Regions from separate parts of the Homo sapiens genome. Here region 2 is linked to region 1. A link is a loop called in an ENCODE intact Hi-C map of the cell type or tissue named here. Cell type or tissue: heart right ventricle. All regions are shown on one strand.

The links. Hi-C counts contacts between places; a loop is a spot of excess contacts. Peaks named below come from ENCODE experiments on the same cell type or tissue, not always from the same donor. Only the 100,000 strongest peaks of a DNase experiment are listed, where the experiment ranks them.
Region 2: it touches region 1 in a loop (5-fold over the local background); 49 of 110 quality-filtered maps call a loop at or near these places.

What each region holds. Positions count from the first base shown.
Region 1 is chr15:57,143,837-57,148,836 of GRCh38, reverse strand. The region is part of intron 5 of TCF12 (transcription factor 12); the gene reads right to left. Among named protein-coding and RNA genes, the nearest start is that of SNORD13D, 130 kb to the left of the region's middle. In heart right ventricle, a CTCF peak has its summit at 2,254 (motif pointing left); no DNase peak of the experiment used is centred here; H3K4me3 peaks cover 1,013 bases; H3K27ac peaks cover 2,381 bases.
Region 2 is chr15:57,520,428-57,525,427 of GRCh38, reverse strand. CGNL1 (cingulin like 1) reads right to left here. Exons shown (of 19, transcript NM_032866.5): 11 at 1,787-1,939; 12 at 677-847. Among named protein-coding and RNA genes, the nearest start is that of GCOM1, 69 kb to the left of the region's middle. In heart right ventricle, no CTCF peak of the experiment used is centred here; no DNase peak of the experiment used is centred here; H3K27ac peaks cover 1,110 bases.

The DNA.
Region 1 (5,000 bases):
TGGCACAGTCCTGGCTCACTGCAACCTCTACCTCCAGGCTCAAGCTATCCTCTCACCTCAACCTCCTGAGTAGCTGGGACCACAGGTGCACACCACCATGCCCAGCTAAATTTTGTATTTTTTTTTTTTTTTTTTGCCACGTCACCCAGGCTGGTCTCGAACTCCTAGACTCAAGTGATCCACCCACCTCAGCCTCCCAAGTGTTGGGAATACAGGCATGAGCCACTGTGCCTGGCCATTTGAGCATTTTTTGAAAAAACAATTTTTGTAAACTTGTATTTTGTCATTTTCCTTGAACATTCCAACTTTCCAAGTTCCCTCCCACTGAAGGCTGCTGGTTTGGCTTGTTAGCCCCTCTGTATGAATTGTTCTTTTGTCACAGCATTAAGTCTGTGAGGGAAACTAGACAATTTTTTTTTTTTTTTAAACAAAGTCTTCCTCTGCTGCCCAGGCTGGAGTGCAGTGGTGTGATCATAGCTCATTCCAGCCTCCAAACCCTGGGTTCAGCCTTCAAACAGCTGGGACTACAGGTGCATTTGCATTTATTCAAATATTATTTCCTCAGAGAAGGGTTCTCTGACTAAACTATCTAAAATAACCCCACTCTAGCCTTTCTTTCTTTCTTTCTTTTTATTATACTGTTAACAAAAATCGACCTGGTAAAGTGGCTCACACCTGTAATCCCAGCACTTTGGAAGGCCAAGGTGGGAGGATGGCTTGAGCCCAGGAGTTTGACACCAGCCTGGGCAACATAGTGCGATCGTGTCTCTACAAATAATAATAAAAAAAAATTAGCAGGGCATGGTGACGTGCACCTGTACTCCCAGCTATTCGAAGGCTGAGGTGAGAGGATTGTTGAGTCCAGGATTTGGAGGCTGAAATGAGCTATGACCACACCACTGCACTCCAGCCTGGGCAGAAGAGCAAGACTTTGTTTAAAAAAAAAAAAAAAAAGTCTAGTTTCCCTTGCAGAGATAATGAAACTTGGCCAGTAACCTTTGGTAAAACCATTATAACTCACAATTTCCCCTTTTCCTATTATAAAGTTTAGGAACTCTGCTTTAATTTGTATTGTCACTTTATCTACATTTTACTATCATTTTCCATATTTGTATTTTGCTATTATCACATATGTGATAACTGAACCCAAAACTCCTTTGCATTTTCTGTTCCTGTGACTGTCTCTTTCCATTCATAATTTTATAAAATATGCACAAGGATTTAACTGCACCTTTATAGGTTTTTTATTTTATACTTTCTGTTTTTTTTCCCTAGAACATGCAAAGATCTCACTTAGTGCTTTTATGGTAAGAGTTTATTTTGGGTAAAGCTTTAAAAAAAGTATAAAATGCTTTAAAATATTTCAATGAAAGATTATAGCAGATAAGCAGGATTAATTTAAAAAACAAACTATTTGGGGATCAGAAGTAGTTGTTTAATAGGATATAGGTTTAGAGTTCCCAAAAGATATCTTACAACTAAGGAAATAAATATAAAGATAGCTCTAAAGGGTTAGATAACTATTACACTGATGTTAAACAAATACCATGCTTACTGGAATTAAACTTTCTAGAAGTAATAAGCTTAATAACTGAATATATAGTTACATTGTTAGTACTGAGAATGGAAGAAGTGATCCAGAAATGATTGCATTTATTTCACTTTTACTTCCTCAACTTTTTGGATTATATTCAGCCAATATCTATTTAAGGAACTGCTTTGGAAGGCCCTTATGTTTTATGCAAGGCACTGCTATTTTCCCAAATGAATAGAATATCCATTCTCCAGCTCCAAGTTTCCATGACAATAAAAACAAAACATTCATCAGCACCAACTTGGTATTTTATGGCAAATGCAGCTGCAGCTTATAACAGTTCAATCTTTATCCCAACTCATTTCTGCCTAACAGAGGCACTATATTTCTCCAAATCAACTGAATTATTTTTACAGTGATTTTCCCCACCGCAGACCTAAACACTAACAGTGTGTTACACCATCTCTAATTATCATCCACTCTTCCCAATTTCACGCCAAATACAATGAAAGGTTCCCAAATGTTGCTAAGAGCACATTTGATTTGTGAAATCTGAAAGCTCAGTTGATTTAAGTATTACAGCTTTAGAGGAATGTATAATATTTAAGCTTTCATGATTAACTACAAAGAAGACAGAATTTTGGAAACGAAAGACATTCACAGCAAACAAAAAGCTAAATTAAAATCAGTCAGATTATGGTAAGACAGTGCCCCCTTGTGTCTTGGTATTTCTGCCTTGACTAAATCCGGTATTCATTTCCTTAGAGTTCTATAATATAAATTTGAATATTTTTTGTATCACAGAAATAAATAGAACTTGATAACTCTCCTAAGACAAAATCCTAATTTAAAACAATATGAATACACTGGCTATTAAATATAAGTGATTTTTACATGAATACTCTGTAACATGGTGAAAATGTAACAAATTTGTATATCTAGTAATTTCATTTTAAATTTCACATTTAATTTACTATTAGTGAGAGATGTTGACAAAGTTTTAAGAATGAAAGAAAAACCTTGCTACTATCAGTTACATTTTCCTTTGGTATTGGTTCTCCTGTGTAACCACTTTATGCTAGTACTGGTTACCCTCATTATTACCCTGGGGCAACTAATGAGTTTGAGGCTTTACACAGAGAACAAGACTGTATTAAATAGAAGAAATTAACATGAAATCTTAAAGGGTATATGTAATAACAATATGAGTAATACCCTAAGTTACAAATAGCTTTAGAAATAAAAAGTCACATAAAAAACATCATTCATGTTTTTTAACTCCACTCAAAGTGTAATATTCAGATCAGAGGCAAGGCCATGAAGTTTGTAAAAATTCAGAATCTCGGGTACCATACCAGATGATCTGAACTAGAACTTGCATTTTATAGCAAGATCCTTGGATGATTCTTATAAGCAATAAAGCTTCAGAAACGCTGCTCTAAACTCAAAAGCCTTCCTACCCTCAACTATCACGCAGCAGGAGCAGAGTAGCATAAGGAGAGGCTGACTGACCTTTGGGCATAGAGTTAGCTTTTAGAGATCAGGTGGATTCAAAGAAAGAGAGAATCAGGAACAGCTCTAGGAAGGCATCCCTGAGTATATAAACTGAGGCTATGTCAGCGTGCTTACCAAAGTGACTCCTACACCAACTCTTTTTCCCTTTTTCATTCTCTAAAATATATTTTTTAAATGAACAGCTAAGATTCTATCAATCTGTGGTCAATATGGGTGACCAAGAAACTTCAAAAAGCAAATAATGTAAGAATTAGAAGTCCATCACTCATTATCAATGATCCCTAGTACACATTTTTTTTTTACATATTTCAAACTACATTTACTGTGCATTTTCTATCTTATTTCACACTCACCAATCCCCTGATAATCAAGTTTTATTATTCCCATTTTATAAATGAGAAATCATTTATAAATGAGAATCATTGAGGTCAACTAAATTACCAAAGGTCATAAATGTAGTGAAGGCTGAGCACACTGCTAAGATTCAGGTTCTGATTCCAAATCCTAGGTTCTCTGTACTGTAACACATTACCAATACTCATTAATGTAAATAAGCTTAATTAGATTGCCTTTCTCCCAATATTAGCTATGGACAGAATACCCTGCAGAATAACTTTAGAGCAGAAGACTAAAGCAGCACAGTAGCCCTGGGCATATGGAAATGTTCTTATTAAGATGTTTAAATGTTCTTAAATAAGGGATGTTCTTATTTTCTTTTGGCTCATCCATATTTTGATTTTCTACAATAAACATTGTATTTGATACAGGAAAAGTATTTTTAAATGCTCATAGTATATAGTATATTCCTTACAGATAAGCTAAAATCTTTAAAAGAATTCATGCATGTGAAGTAACCCATATAACATGTGCACAAAGAAGTTAGGTCTGCCAGGTATGGCAGCTCATGCTTGTAATCCCAGCACTTTGGGAGGTTGAGGCAGGTGGATCTCTAGTGCTCAGGAGTTTAAGACCACCCTAGGCAACATGGCAAAACCCTATCTCTACAAAAAAATTCAAAAAAGTTAGCTGGGCATGATGATGTGTGACTGTAGTCCCAGCTACTTGGGAGACTGAGGTGGGAGGATCACTTGGGCTCAGGAGGCGGAGGTTGCAGTGAGCTGAGCTCGTGCCACCACACTCCAGCCTGGATTACAGAGTGAGAAGCTGTCTCAAAAAGAGAGGGAAAAACAAACGAAGTTACGTCATTTGATGATTTGACTTACCCAATCATCAGTACAAAACGGTCACAAGTTTAGGAACACAAGTATAAGAAAAGAAAGCCTATAAAGTGTAAGAACTCTAAGTAATTTATGTAATTAAATGCTACTTGTTTACATTAAAAGCATTTACATTAAACAGTAAGATGTCATCAAATTATTTTCAAGTAAGTTCAGGAATACGCCCTGTTCTGGTCCAGAATGTGAACTTATTTGTACTACGCATCATCTATTTCTCTTTCTGTCACTTTCATTTTAAGAGTGAACAAATTCCAAAAGATAATCCTTAGAATGTGCCTCGTATCTATCCCTTTCTTTCTGCCCATAACAATCACCATCTCAGTTTAGATTCCTGTGGATGAACACATAAGCATTTGGCTCCCAACTGATACCCCTGCCTCTAGTTTCTCTTTGCTCCCATCTATCCATACAAGAACATCATCTTCATTACACTCCACTGTTCAAAAACTAATAGAAGTTTCCCAGTGCATGTGAAGGTGGATCAGGATATGCTATCCTAAAATATTACACTTTGGCATAAGAATTATTTTGTGCTGAAGGCATTTCAGTTTCTGAAATCCTTATCTGCCTAAAAGCAGAGCCTCCTAAAAGAACTCAATTGTCAAAAAAACCCTCCCCAGGAGCAACTCTAATCTCTCTTACTGGAGACAGAAGTAAGCACCACACCCAGAGAGACACTGTCACAAAGTAGCCTATCTCCAATCTATTATCCT
Region 2 (5,000 bases), 380 kb before region 1:
AGAGGTATAGCTAGAAATCAGCATAGGCTGTGCTTACATTTTGAAGCCTCCGGCTTTCCATTAAAACAATCAAAAACATCCCCTTTCTTTTTCTCAGTTCTTGAGAGGCCAAGCCTGAAGGGAGCTAGCATTTGGGTTTCTTTGCTCAATTATTCTTAAATATAAAACGAATGTTTTAATCATTTCAATACTCATAAATTCCTGAGGATTTCTTTTACTCGCCATTATTGTTGTTGTGAAACTCTTGTCCGCCACCCTCATGCCAATAAAAGTCTGTATTTTCAAAAATCAATGGCCAAAAAACAGTCAGTTACTGTAATCCCTATTCTAGGATTAAATTAAAACATGAAAGCATATAAATAAATCATCTGGACACAGCTGGGCACATCATGGCTGCTCCATAAATGGCAGCTAAACATTTTAGGCAAAAAATTATAGATTCATCAAGAAAATGGTCAGGTTAAAGCTGTGTCCATTTAGCCTCACAGTCCGCCGGTGGGTCCTTTGTGCTCCAGAATGCCATTTGCCCACGGAACCCATCCAGAAGGTGAAGAATGAAGAGTCAAGCACCAAAGCTGTCTCACGAATCTACCCCCAAGTCCCTCACAGAAGACTTTCAGGGCAAAGGATACTTTGAATAAGGGATAAAGGAAGAACTTATCTGGCCAGGCATTACCTCATCCTGCATTTTCATGGCTGTCAGTCGGGACTTTTCTGCCTCCAGCGTTTTCTCCTTCAACTGTCTTTGCATTTCTGCGAGCTCCCTGCGGTTTTTCTCCTTATACTCATCCAGCTGGTTCTGGAGCTCCAGGGTTGAGGTACGGGAGGCCTCAACAATGTCTGCCATCTAGAAGAAGTGACACGGGTGTGAGCCCACCCTGGGATGCTCTGAGACCAGGGTCTGGGTCCCATTTCAACACACAGCACATCTCCTCTTCTCCCTTTCTTCTATGGCCCCCTCAAAGATGGCCCAGCACCTGATCCTGAGTCAGCCAGGTGTGGGCACCTGTGACTTGGAAGCAGCATGGAGGAGTGAGCAGGCACGTCCTTTGGAGCCAGGCACACAGCCTCAGGGTCCTAGGGCTGCTGTGCCACTTACCAGTACATGACTGGGGCACGTCGTTAACCTCTCTGGGCCCTGGCCATGTCCACACTGGAAACACCGAAATCATATCTACCTTACAGGGTTGTTGTCAGAATTAGTATCCACAGATACAGATAAAATTTTATCAGCAGATACAGATAAAATTCTAGTTAGAAACAAAATAGTTAGTAAAGTGCCTGGTACATAATACATGTCAGAAAACAGCAGACACTCGTGTCAACTCCCAGAATACAGAAAGCCTGCCAGCTTTGTGCCTTTACCCCTTCTGGGTATGGTGGGGCAGACATAAAGAGAAAGAGCAGCAGCTACTGAGCTCTGAAGCTGCCTTTCACACTCCTGGACAAGCAATAGAGATGCAAAGGTAGAGACTCTGCACAGAGATGTCGATTCTGATTCACTCAACATTGGTTCCATCTGCACTGACACACAGCCTTCTTCTACTAACTGTTAAGAGGTGATTCTGGTGCCCAGAATCCAGAGGGTACTGGCATTAATGTTTTCTAGACCAGTGTCTATCTTTTCAACAAATCCAAAGAGCTGCCTCTTGGGATCTGCAAATCCCTGACACTTTTGTGCTTAGACCTACTGCAGGTTTCCCAGGCTTTCACCAGACCCTCAGAGGGGACTGGGTCCAACAAAGACATCTGGCCCTACTTCCTCTTTCCTCCTCCAGCCCCTCACCTCCTTCTGCAGTTTCTCAATGGTTTTGCCCAGGTGCCACCGCTCATTCTCCATCTCGTTCTTCAACCTTCTTAGCTGCTCCTTCTGCTCACTCTCCTCTTTGAGCTTCTCAGACAACTGCTTCTGCTCCTGGGTAGTCTGACTCAGATTTCCCTGCAAATGGCAGGGAAAGGACAGTGCTGTCACCTACTAACCAGGTAGCCACAGGAACGGGTGGCACAGGGAACTTCATAGTCACACTGCAAAGCAATCAGATCTGTTAAATCCGTGATGAGGAAGAAGATCAAAATAAAGCTGTCAGAGATAGAAGGGCATTGTTGGTTCTGAAATTCAAGGACCAAATAGGAAAGTTGACTTACCCAAAAACATCCACAGGAATGAAGGGGCAGACAAACAACGTGCTACAGAAATACATGGCCAAGGCTGCTGGTGGTGGGAATTCAGGATGGTGTCTGAAAACCTGAATGTTCATGCTTGAAATTCGAGGTCAAGTTATACATTACAACAATCTAAACCTACTTGGCAATTTATATCCTGTGACACACAGCATCACACCTAATGTTCCAGTATTTACTATGCTATGCAGATGGTTCTTACAGTTAGAATAACTAAAAATGAATCGCTAAGAGAACACTACCCCACAGAACAAAGGTCCATTTGGGTAAAGGCAGTTGTCATCAACAAAATCCATGAATTGGACTCAGACACAGGCAAAAAGGAATTTGGAAACACACAGGTTGGTGAACTTGATGAACAGAAGGTGTTAAATGGAAGAGACACTACTCAGATAAAATACTAGCCAGGTAGGTGGTTGTTGATTGAATCAGCACCAAATACTAGTGCCTACCATAAAATACAACTATCTTGAGTGCAATACTCCCCTTAGTTCCCCTGAGGCTCTCATCTCACAAAGTCACACAGACTTATGTTCTTTATGTAAACAACATGCAACTCCAGAATAAAATCCTAAAATATTATAGGAAAGTTATGGTGGCTTCTTTAAATGGCTAAGCATTAGGGCCATAGGTACAAGGATAATAAGAAGACGCACAACTCGGAACAGAGCAACCTGACTCAAACACAGACTGGATCATCTCGAAAACGTTGTCAGGCACCGAGGGCTGACTGGGCCACTACAGAAACAGCTCAGGGCCTACCCAGTCTTGTGTCCCTGCAGTGACTGCACAAGAACAATGGTTTATATTTGTACAGTGCTTAACAGTTTACAAGCTGCTGCCACAGGCAGTAACTCAGGATCTTGAAAACATTCCAAATCACTTCGGACTCTCCTGGTTTGCAGAGCATAGGAACAGATCTGCTCTGCCAACCATGTGATGTGGGGCTAAAACACGACCCATAGCGGCCTTCCGGTCCCTGGGCTCTGTTGGGCTGGCTGCACTTTGAGAAGCAGCCAACGTGGCCGACCTGCTGAAGTTAATTGCTGCAGAGAACCAAGGTTAACAAAAGCTGCTGGGGAAAAGATGGTGGCAAAAAGAAAGGTAATCAGAAGTTCAGTGTGGGGGGGAATTAGCAGTAGTGTGCTCCAGCACAGCTGCTGCTGGGCACCCACCAGAAGCAGGGTCAAACCTGGGGTTTCTGTTGATCGATGATTTAGCAGTGTTGGGGCAAAGGGTGAGGAGGAGTTATAGAACCAGTGAGGTATGGTATGGGACAAAACCCTCAAAACACATGTCCCAAAAAACGTCAATCTGTGAAAACAACAAATACAGAGGGCCCCCAATGGCTTCCTGTAGAACCTTCAGGATCCAACTCAACCCCCTCCCCAAAGGAATCCCCCAGCCTTTCTCCTCCTCTTAGACCCCAATCCCAAGGGCTCCAGGCAGCAGACAAGCCAACCCAGCTCTACTCAGCCTCCATGTGGTTCGTGCATGCATTTCTGCTCCACTCTTGGCTCAGGCAGGGCTGCCTGGCTCTTTCTCCTGAACCACAAAAGACACCACAGACTCACCACTCTGGGCCTAGGGCCTGCCAACACCTGCCACCCCAGCACACACACATTGCCTAGAAGAATAGATTTGCTACATTATTTTTAAATTATTTCTTATATGCTTGCCTCTTTTGCAAGGTAGTAAGCTCCGTAAAGGCAAGGGAGAGACTTTCTGTCTATCTGGGTATGTTCACTATTAGGCATATGATAAACACTTAGCTATTAAAAATGAATGCCTATCCCCAAAAGTGATCCCAAGGCTTCTTATGTTAGAATCACCAAGCAAGGATGGGGTGTCTGTACTTAAAATATAGATTCTAGCTTTTTCTGATGGAATCACAATTTTTCTTAGCATGGGGCCCATAATCATTTGCATTTGAAAGCTCCCCAGATAATTCTAACATGTACTAAGGTTTAGAAACACTGTTTAGAACAACGGTCTTCCTCCTCCATAATTCAAGACATATGTTCCAATAGGTCACTGCTGAGAAAACGTCCCAAATTCACATGAAAAAAAGCAAACATGGCAACTTTGCATTTTTCCGACCCTTCATGTGGACAGTATCAGGAGTGAAACGCTCTGTAGCTACAGAGACTCTATTTCCGAGGCCAGGAATACAAGCTCATCAATGAATAATGAGATGAAAATTTAGGGAAAATATATCAGGTTGGAGAATCTGAGGCGCAACACGGGTAGATGTAGGGTGAGTGTCCTTGAGCTCAGGGACCATTATCTGTCAACAGACGCAGATTTTACCCTATGATTGAGGTCCCAATTGGCTCATATTAATGACAAACAAGTTGCAGGTGAGCCTATGGGTGTCAAGGAATGGGCAGCTTAACCAGAAGGAAGTTGGTCTTCTTGGAGTCCCTGCCACTCAGTGTCTGTGGGCTGCAACAGTGCAAGCCTTGGGCCCTTTTTCCTTGGTTGTCTCAATACTCAAAAGTCCAATGGGGTGGGAGGGAAAGCCCTAGGAATAATGTATGCACTGTTATCCCCTCCTGAAGGAAAGAACTGTGGTTTCTCCAGCAAAGGCTTCTTTACTTCCCCATCTGCAGAAGGCACTTTAAAATAGAAACATAGATGCCTTGCCTTAAGTGCAGTTCCAGTAGCCCTAGACAGCAACACAGTCCTGAAGCAAGCGGTAGGGCATTGAGCTAACCAAGAACAGCATCTTTATGCCCCTCTGCTACTTTTTAACTGAGTCATGGTAAATCAGACATAAATTTACCAGCGTCTTCAGCTACTATGTAAAGAAATCTATT